2 separate regions of the Homo sapiens genome follow, and region 1 is linked to region 2. A link is a loop called in an ENCODE intact Hi-C map of the cell type or tissue named here. Cell type or tissue: endothelial cell of umbilical vein. All regions are shown on one strand. Each heading gives the region's core, and the rest is flanking DNA. Links, peaks and the distances in the headings are about the cores only.

Region 1 (5,320 bases), core at 321-5,320, 130 kb after region 2:
AATTATGTGTCTTGGAGTTGCTCTTCTCGAGGAGTATCTTTGTGGCGTTCTCTGTATTTCCTGAATCTGAACGTTGGCCTGCCTTGCTAGATTGGGGAAGTTCTCCTGGATAATATCCTGCAGAGTGTTTTCCAACTTGGTTCCATTCTCCCCATCACTTTCAGGTACACCAATCAGACGTAGATTTGGTCTTTTCACATAGTCCCATATTTCTTGGAGGCTTTGCTCGTTTCTTTTTATTCTTTTTTCTCTAAACTTCCCTTCTCGCTTCATTTCATTCATTTCATCTTCCATTGCTGATACCCTTTCTTCCAGTTGATCGCATCGGCTCCTGAGGCTTCTGCATTCTTCACGTAGTTCTCGAGCCTTGGTTTTCAGCTCCATCAGCTTCTTTAAGCACTTCTCTGTATTGGTTATTCTAGTTATACATTCTTCTAAATTTTTTTCAAAGTTTTCAACTTCTTTGCCTTTGGTTTGAATGTCCTCCCATAGCTCAGAGTAATTTGATCGTCTGAAGCCTTCTTCTCTCAGCTCGTCAAAGTCATTCTCCATCCAGCTTTGTTCCGTTGCTGGTGAGGAACTGCGTTCCTTTGGAGGAGGAGAGGCGCTCTGCTTTTTAGAGTTTCCAGTGTTTCTGCTCTGTTTTTTCCCCATCTTTGTGGTTTTATCTACTTTTGGTCTTTGATGATGGTGATGTACAGATGGGTTTTTGGTGTGGATGTCCTTTCTGTTTGTTAGTTTTCCTTCTAACAGACAGGACCCTCAGCTGCAGGTCTGTTGGAGTACCCAGCCATGTGAGGTGTCAGTGTGCCCCTGCTGGGGGGTGCCTCCCAGTTAGGCTGCCCGGGGGTCAGGGGTCAGGGACCCACTTGAGGAGGCAGTCTGCCCATTCTCAGATCTCCAGCTGCGTACTGGGAGAACCACTGCTCTCTTCAAAGCTGTCAGACAGGGACATTTAAGTCTGCAGAGGTTACTGCTGTCTTTTTGTTTGTCTGTGCCCTGCCCCCAGAGGTGGAGCCTACAGAGGCAGGCAGGCCTCCTTGAGCTGTGGTGGGCTCCACCCAGTTCGAGCTTCTGGGCTGCTTTGTTTACCTAATCAAACCTGGGCAATGGCGGGCGCCCCTCCCCCAGCCTCGCTGCCGCTGCTGCCTTGCAGTTTGATCTCAGACTGCTGTGCTAGCAATCAGCGAGACTCCGTGGGCGTAGGACCCTCCAAGCCAGGTGCCGGATATAATCTCGTGGTGCGCCGTTTTTTAAGCCCGTCGGAAAAGCGCAGTATTCGGGTGGGAGTGACCCGATTTTCCAGGTGCCGTCCGTCACCCCTTTCTTTGACTCAGAAAGGGAACTCCCTGACCCCTTCCCAAGTGAGGCAATGCCTCGCCCTGCTTCGGCTCGCGCACGGTGCATGCACCCACTGACCTGCGCCCACTGTCTGGCACTCCGTAGTGAGATGAACCCGGTACCTCAGATGGAAATGCAGAAATCACCGTCTTCTGCGTCGCTCACGCTTGGAGCTGTAGACCGGAGCTGTTCCTATTTGGCCATCTTGGCTCCTCCCCCCAGGTACCGAATTTTTAAAGTAGGAATATTAAAAGCTCTTCTGCCCACTCTGTGGAGTGTTATTGGAGAGTTAAATTTTAAAAGTTCTGTATTTGCATGATCATTACTTAATTCCCCCTCAAACATAAAATGTTTGTTAATGATGTTACTACTTACAGGAAGTATAGATCAGTTGAATAGTCAAATTTTATAGAAGGTAGATTTAATCTTGTAAGATGGACTTTTATTTCTGAAATGAGTTTACATGTCCCTGAATTTTCTTTGACATGTGTATTAGTCTGTCTTCATGCTGCTGATAAAGACATATCTGTGACCTATTAATTCATAAAGAAAAAGAGGTTTAATGGACTCACAGTTCCATGGGCTGGGGAGGCCTCACAATCGTGGTGGAAGGCAAAAGCCATGTCTTACATGGTGGCAGGAGAGAGAGAATGAGAACCAAGTGAAAGAGGAAACCCCTTATAAAACCATCAGATCTCATTAGACTTATTCACTACCACAAGAATAGTATGTGGGAAACTATTCCCATGATTCAATTATCTCCCACTGGGTCCCTCCCACAATACATGGGAATTACGGGAGCTACAATTCAAGATGAGATTTGGGTGAGGACATAGCCAAATGATATCAACACACACGTGTTTATATGAGACGTAACAAAGTCATGAGGCTAGTTTCTTTGTGAGTTTTAATTCTTTAATATGCTCATCCAATAAACTCTCAATTGTTTAGTAGGTGTAGGGCTTGAGCATCCTGCCCAAGGATACTGGGGATACAAGGGGAAAGAAGGCGTGGCCCTATTTTTAAGAAGCTCACAGTCTAAAGTGAGCTGAACATGCAGAGACATATTACAGCAAGGTGAGGCTATCAGAGCCACGTGTACATAGAATTTCTGGGCACTCGGGGAAGTTGCCTCTCACTGCCACCCACTGCAGAGCCCTGATGAATCTTCATTTGGTGGCAGTGAGAGCACTTTTCTTTTCTTTTACTTTAAGTTCTAGGATACATATGCAGAACGTGCAGGATTGTTACATAGGTATACATGTGCCATGGTGGGTTGCTGCACTATCAACCTATCATCTAGGTTTTAAGCCCTGTAGGCATTAGATATTTGTCCTAATGCTCTCCCTCCCCTTGTCCCCCACCCCTGACAGGCCCCGGTGTGTGATATTCCCCTCCCTGTGTCCATGTGTTCTCATTGTTCAACTCCCACTTATGAGTGAGAACATGCGGTGTTTGGTTTTCTGTTCCTGTGTTAGTTTGCTGAGAGTGATGGTTTCCAGCTTTATCCATGTCCCTGCAAAGGACATGAATTCATTTTTTTTATGGCTGCATAGTATTCCATGGTGTATATGTGCCACATTTTCTTTATTCAGTCTATCATTGATGGGCATTTGGGTTGGTTCTAAGTCTTTGCTATTGTGAATAGTGCTACAATAAACATATGTGTGCATGTGTCTTTATAGTAGGATGATTTATAATCCTTTGGGTATATGCCCAGTAGTGGAATTGCTGGTTCAAATGGTATTCCTGGTTCTAGATCCTTGAGGAATTGTCACACTGTTTTCCACAATGGTTGAGCTAATTTACACTCTCCCCAACAGTGTAAAAGCATTGCTACTTCTCCACATCCTCTCCAGCATCTGTTGTTTCCTGACTTTTTAATGGTCGCCATTCTAACTGGCATGAGATGGTATCTCATTGTGGTTTTGATTTGCGTTTCTCTAATGACTAATGATGATGAACATTTTATTCATATGTTTGTTGGCCATGAGAGGACATTCTTTAAGGAGGTATCATTTGTCCTGGGTTTTGAAATGCAGTTAAGGGTTCCACAATTGGAATAGGGTCCATACTAAGAAGGGCATTCTAAGCAATGGGAACAGAGTGTATAGGCAATGTGGAGGAGGCCCGACACTAGCACACAATTTTGAAATTGTGGACTCAATATGTGCAAAAGACAATTGTGATCTGTCTCACTTGTTTTAATGAACATATGTTGGGGTTAGAAAAACTGAATTTGCTTGCTTTTACTAATATGAGTATCGGAAACATCTACTACAGGATGTTTACCAAATGAATCATTATCACAGTTCCTGCTGTGGTTGAATTTTTTGTTTTTAACCTCAAACCTTTAGAGTGAAAAGTGTCACTTATATTCCCACAGTTGACTCTTCAGTAATTGTTAAGAATATCATCTTTGGTAATTGTTAAGAATTTCATCTTTCACCTGGACTTCCCTCCAGTCTTTGATCCATATGTCACTTTGTTACTAGAGGTATCATGATGTAGCTTAGTCTTTTATTTATAAACTACAGATGATCCTGATGTTCCACTACCTAAAACATTCAGGGGCTCCCCATAGTCTACTGAAGTAAGTCTTATTGTGGCATGAAGAACATGAGCTGGCTCCAATAATTCTTTTGAACTTCCCTCCAAACTTATCACTTTCTACTTTCAAGCAGGTCCACCAAGCTTACACCATCACAAGTTGCAGACAGGGACAGAGGGAAGAGGATGAGACCGTTGAGGTAATTAGGTAGGAATCAGATGATGGAGAATTGCAAGTGTTGTACTAAGAAGTCTTGGTTTTATTCTGCATTCATGATACTTCTCAAACATTTCATCTAAAGTGTTCCAAAGGGGTAAGAAGAATATCTGCCCTCCACTGTGGGTTTTGGGGGCATAGCCTGAAGTGGGCCATCACAAATGAAAAATGTATTTATAGTATCCCTTCATATTTTTTGGATTCTAATGTGTATTGTCCTACTCCTTTTAATGCTAGGACAATTTTTCAACTTATTGCTACCAAGTAAAATTGAATTTCAAAAACAAGATGTTATCCTGAGTTTTGAATTCCCCCAGCACATTACCAGGCCTCCTGAGCAATGTGTATTCCAAATTGAGAAGCACTTTTTGGTAATAGGGAACCACTGGTGGATTTTAAGATGGTGACAGCAGCAACAAACATATGACTAAATGATTCAAACTTACAAAAAGATAGATTAACATATTTAGGATTTGGAAAAGTCACTCTGATGACTCTGATGGTAGCCCTGGAAGAGGGATTAGAGGCATGAGAATAGAAGAGGAAGAATCAGCAGGTCAGAGTACCAGTTGGATGGCTAGAGAAGCTATCAAGGAAAATTTCCAGTTCTTTGTTTTGGTATTTGGGTAGCCAGTATTATTATTTATTGAGACAGATACAAGAAAAGAAGAAGGTTTTCAATTTTGAACATGAACGTTTGTGATGAATTTGGGACATACAGGTGAGACATTTGGTAGGAAGCTGTATATCAGGTTTGAAGAATGGGAGATAAGTTTATCTATCTATCTATCTATCTATCTATCTATCTATCTATCTATCTATCATCTACAACATTTTGGTATTAAAAGTCTGAAAGTGGAAATTAAAGCTATGGGAGTAGATGAAATTGCTAGGAAAGTAATATAGGATCAGAGAGAGAAATTGTTGCATGGAAAAATGAGACAGGTTTTAAAACAAAGCAGATCTAGTAGGAGGAAAATAAAGACCTGTGAAGGAATGTTAACATTGTAAATGAATTTAGAAACCTCCTAACAGATTTTCTCATTTGATAGATTAAAAAGTTGAGGCTTAAAAACAGGAAATGATTGCTCTGAGAACCTTGTTTTATTTTCTCATTTCTGGCTGAGAGTTCTTACCATATTTTATTGACCTTATTTTATACATAAAATTTGTTGTTTTATGAACCTTGTATCCACTGTGGAACATAGCAAA
Region 2 (5,389 bases), core at 303-5,302:
TTTGGTTCATGAGGTTTAAGAAAAGAAGCCATCTGCATAACATAAAGGTAGAAGGTGAGGCAGCAAATGCTGATGGGGAAGCTGCAACAAGTTATCCGGAAGATCTAGCTAAAATCACTGATGAAGGTGAATATACTAAAAAACAAAAACAAACAAACAGATTTTCAATGTAGACAAAACAGCAACCTATCGCAAGAAGACGCCATGGAGGACTTTCATATAGTTAGAGAGGAGAAGTCAATGACTGGCTTTACAATCTCAAAGCACAGGCTGACTGTTAGGGAATAATGTATCTGGTGACTTTAAATTGAAGCCAATGCTCACTCACTATTCTGAAAAATTATGCTAAATCTACCCTGCCTGTGCTTTATAAATGGAACAACAAAGCCTGGATAATGGCACATCTACTTACAGCATGGTTTATTAAATACTTCAAACTTACTATTGAGATGTACTGCTCAGAAAAGATTCCTTTCAAAATATTACTGCTCGTTGACAATGCACCTAGTCACCCAAGAGCTCTGACACAGACGTATGTAGAACTAGATTAAAGCTGTTTTCATGCCTAACACAACATCCTTTCTGCAGCCCAAGGATCAAGGAGTTACCTCAACTTTCCTTATTATTTAAGAAACACGTTATGTAAAGATATACTTGCCATAGATAGTGGCTCCTCTGATGGATCTGGGCAAAGTAAATTGAAAACCTTCTGGAACTGATTCATCATTCTAGATGTCCTAAGAATATTTGTGATTTATGCAAGGAGGTCAAAATATCAACATTAGAAGGAGTTTAGAAGAAGCTGATTCCAACCCTCACGGATGACTTGGAGAAGTTCAAGAGTTCAGTGGAATAAGTAACTGAAGATGTGGTAGAAACAGCAAGAGAAATAGAATTAGAAGTAGAGCCTGAAAATGTGACTTAATTGCTGCAATCTCACAATAAAACTTTCATGGATGAGGAGTTGCTTCTTACAAACAAAGTAAGTGGTTTCTTGAGTTGGAATCTACTCCTGGTGAAGATGCTGTGAACACTGATGAACTGCCATGGCCACCCCAACCTTCAGAACCACCACCCCGATCAGTCAGCAGCCATCAACATCCAAGCAAGACCCTCCACCAGCAAAAAGATTATGACTCATTTAAAGTTCAAAAGAATGTTAGCATTTTTTAGCAATGAAGTATTATTAATTTAAGGCATGTAGGTTTTTTTTCATCACAATGCTATTTTGTGCTTAATAGGTCATTATAATGTAAACATAACTATTATGCTTTGGGGAAATAAACAAAATTCTAGTGACTTGCTTTATTGAGATATTTGCTTTATTGTAGTGGTCTAGAACCAAACCTACAGTATCTCTGAGGTATGCCTATAATTAAGGTCTTATATGTGGGTCACTGACATCATACTACACTCTAAGCTGCCAAAGAGATTGAGTCAGAAGATTAATGGATGAAGTATGAATGAAAGGCAATTTTTAAAATATCTTTAATAATATTTACAGCAGAGACACACTATTAAAATCTGAGATATGGCAGCATCAAGTTGTCAACGTGGGTTCCAGAAATTGATCTACCCTCAATACTTGAAAATACTGAAGTTTTAGATGGGTGTTCATCTCACAGATGGGGTTTAAAGGAGCATAACGTGCTATTTCATACACATGTCCCCCTCCCTCTAATCCTCCACTCCCTTTTTGCCAGAAATAGTCTTACACGTCATTCAAACACAGAAGAAATGCTTCTTTCTCAATGAATACTCTAAATCATGGGGCCCCAACCCCCGGGGCCATGGACCAGTACCTGTGAACTGTGCATGAGAAGGATCTAGGTTGCATGTTCCTTATGAGAATCTAATGCCTGACGATCTAAGGTAGAAACCATTCCCACTCTTTCCCAGTCTGTGGGAAAATTGCCTTCCATGAAACCAGCCCTGGTGCCAAAAGGGTTTGGGGACCACTGTTCTAAATCCTCCAAATTAACAAAGTTAGTTATCCCCTTCAAAGCTTTCAGAACTTTCTGTACAATTATTTTTTATAGAACTTGTAATACTGTATTATATTTTTGTTTACTTTTCAAAGATTTTTGAATTCCTGGTAGCAAAGACCTTATAACCACTAACATTTCACATAATACATTGCCCATAGTGAGCTGATTAATTTCCTGTGGCTGCCCTAACAATTTTCCACAAACCTGATGACTAACAACAGAAATTATTCTCTCACAGTTGTAGAGAAGGGGAAAAGCAAGGCCATAACTCCTTCAAAGGCTCTAGAAAAGAATCTTTTCCACCGGGCATGGTGGTTCACTCCTGTAATCCCAGCACTTTGGGAGGCTGAAGCAGGTGGATCACCTGAAGTCAGGAGTTCGAGACCAGCCTGGTCAACAGGGTGAAACCCTGTCTCTACTAAAAATACAAAAATTAGCCAGGCGTGATGGCAGGTACCTATAATCCCAGCTATTCGGGAGGCTGAGGAAGGAGAATCACTTGAACCTGGGGGACAGAGGTTGCAGTGAGTCAAGATCATGCCACTGTACTCCAGCCTGGGCGACAGAGTAAAACTCTGACAAAAAAAAAAAAAAAAAATCTTTTCCTTGCCTCTTGCAACCTCTGGTGGCTGCTGGCACTAGTTGGTATTCCTTGGCTTGTAGCCACATCCTTACAACCCCTGCCTCTGTATTCTTATTGCCTTCTCCTCCTCTGACGCTTGTAAGGACACTTGTCACTGAATTTAGAGCTTACCTGAGAAATCCAGGATGTTCTCATCTCACATCTTTAACATAATTACACGTGCAAAAACCACCTTCCAAACAAGGCAATATTCACATATTCCCAGGATTCACACGTGGGTATATCTTACTGAGATTTACCATTCCACACTCTATCGCTGCCATACAGTAAACATGTGCTCAGTTTTCTTACCTTACACCCACATGAAATAAACTTATAGATAAACCCAAAAATGAGGAAAAGTGGAAACAGGAAAACTTAATTTCTTCCCTTCTCTGCTAATATCCTCTTTGAAAAGGAACCACTGAGGCATAGCCAGAAAGCTTCACCAGCATTTTTTTTACTAAGAAATTACTAAGGATTACTTAACACAATGCCCAATGACAGATCACTGGAGACCATTTCTTTGCTCCTAGGGAAAAAAGGCCAGAGATATATTTTCTTCCTCACAAAGAAACACTCTTATTCACATCGAGTGGGAACCTGCTTTAAGTGAAGTTTCAATTTCTTTAAATTCTTTATACGTGGCCATGAACATTTTACAGCACGTGTAGTTTTACATGAATGGTAGAAAGCCAAACTACTAAGAATTTATCCTTACAGGAAATTTAAGTGTTTAAAGCCTTACCTCTCAAGATTTTAGGCTTTCATTTGAAACACAATCCCTTGCACATCATGAACATTCACTGAGAATAAGTTGATTCCCATGGCTATGATTGTTTCCTAGACACAGTTTAAGATGTCATAGCAGAACTTTTCAGAAAGTATTTTAATCTTACAAAGATCAAAGACTGCTATGATCTTCAAATTAGGGTTGGAAACTAGGATAGAAATTTCAAAACTTCTATAAACTATAATTAGGCCTGAAATAATTGTTCTATTCAAGGTTTACATTATTAACTGAAGGGACCAATTAACTATTAATATAGTACTATCTAGCAGATTATAAAATAATGCTGGCAATATAATGTATCCATAGACTCAAACTCTTCAAATAAAACATCCCTAATATCCCACCATACCAGGGAACCAAGATAATGAAAAGTTAGCCAAGAGCAAACGTAAGAAAAATGTCAATCAACTTGCTGCAAGATTTGGTAAAAAATCTATTTTCTCTACTCTTATCGCAACATAAGTTATGAAAATTCCAGTCAATTAGCCAAAATAATGTAATAATTTCAAACAGAATTATTGGTATTTCCTCTATTTATCAGTTTATTAAAAAAATAAGGTTTAAAGAAAGACTGATTCTGATCAACTTGATTCACAATTAGAACAGCATCTACCCTGGTAGCAAAAAGAACACTCAGCACCCAGTCCATGGTTTCTAGATATCATTCTACAATGAAATGAGAGACCCTTGAAGGATTGGCTGATTTGGTAGCTGTGGCAGGGAAAATATGAGATGAGCCTGGAGTATCCTGTAATACCAGAAAGTTAACAAAGTATTCAAAAACAAAAGGACAAGGGGATGTCACTGGGCCACAAGAGCAAATCTGAAAGTGGTCTTTGGTCAAAACCAGAAAAATCTAAATAAGAGACTAACACAGTATTAGCTTATGACTCCACATGTAAGATATATACGCATGTACCCATGCCAATATAAATTTAAAAATAAATGGGGGAGAACAAAATAATCTATAGAATTCTAAACATGATATGTAGTTATTCCTTAAGAGTAGGCAAGACTTAGTGACTCACTTCCACAGAACAGAGTAAGGAAATGGAAAAAAATTACAGTAGAGAAGCTTGGCAAATACCACTTTAACCAAGTAATTAAGGTTAAGATCATCAGTGGTATCTTGTGGATATCATGATATGATACAATGATACCCCGATGTGATACACTGAGAAGGGTTCGTCACCTATGTGATATTGTTTTCCAATACCCCCTAAGCCAGTCTAACCATGAGAAAAGCATCAGATGAACCAAAACTGAAGGACGTCCTATAAAATACCTGACCAGTACTCCTTAAAATTCTTAAGGTCATGAAATAAAAAGAGAGACTAAGAAACTGCCACAAAACAGAAAACTTAACAGGTGTAACAACTCAAAGCAATATGGTACTTGTTTGTATCCTAAAAGAGAAAGTAGACATTAATGGAAAAGCCAGTGAGATCCAAACAACAATAACCTACCAATGTTGGTTTCCTGGTCTTGATAAACAACGCCATGGTAATTCTACTAAGTGTCATTACACATTGTTAGTTTTTGTATGTGTGTGTATGTGCTTTTTGAAGTCCTTATCTGCTAGACAAATATATTAAAGTATTTATGGGTAAAATTATATGTCTGAAATTAGTTGTTCAGGGTGAGTGAGGCCAGAGATTTATGAAACAAGATGGCAAAATGTTGAGAATTGTTAAGGTTAAGTCTGGGTGCATGAGGGTTTCTTATACTATTCTCACTACTTTTGTATATGTTTAAAATTTCTCATAATAAAAGAGATATTTCAAAATCTTTTAAATGTCTATGATTTAGTCAACCTTCTTTAAATAAAAGCCACACGTCTCACAATGCTTAATGAACTTTGCAAAGTTTGTTACATTGTTAAATAAAATTCTTACGCATCAAAAACACAAAAAACTTTTTAAGTGCTTTATTAGTTATGTTGTAAAGGAAATCTGGTTTCCTCTGAATGGTGTGACTTTCCATACA

Evidence for each region. Peaks named below come from ENCODE experiments on the same cell type or tissue, not always from the same donor. Only the 100,000 strongest peaks of a DNase experiment are listed, where the experiment ranks them.
Region 1: a loop joins it to region 2, with 9 times the contacts of the local background. A loop is called at or near these places in 1 of 110 quality-filtered maps.

The regions. Positions count from the first base shown.
Region 1 is chr13:74,240,411-74,245,730 of GRCh38, forward strand. The region is part of intron 1 of LINC00402 (long intergenic non-protein coding RNA 402); the gene reads left to right. It also overlaps a transcript of KLF12 not described here. Among named protein-coding and RNA genes, the nearest start is that of LINC00402, 12 kb to the left of the region's middle. RefSeq lists an enhancer at 776-1,329. In endothelial cell of umbilical vein, for the core only: no CTCF peak of the experiment used is centred there; DNase peaks (open chromatin) are centred at 3,361 and 3,641; H3K27ac peaks cover 1,320 bases.
Region 2 is chr13:74,113,135-74,118,523 of GRCh38, forward strand. All of the region lies in intron 1 of KLF12 (KLF transcription factor 12), which reads right to left. Among named protein-coding and RNA genes, the nearest start is that of KLF12, 19 kb to the right of the region's middle. In endothelial cell of umbilical vein, for the core only: no CTCF peak of the experiment used is centred there; DNase peaks (open chromatin) are centred at 2,197, 4,357, 4,677 and 5,007; H3K27ac peaks cover 3,058 bases.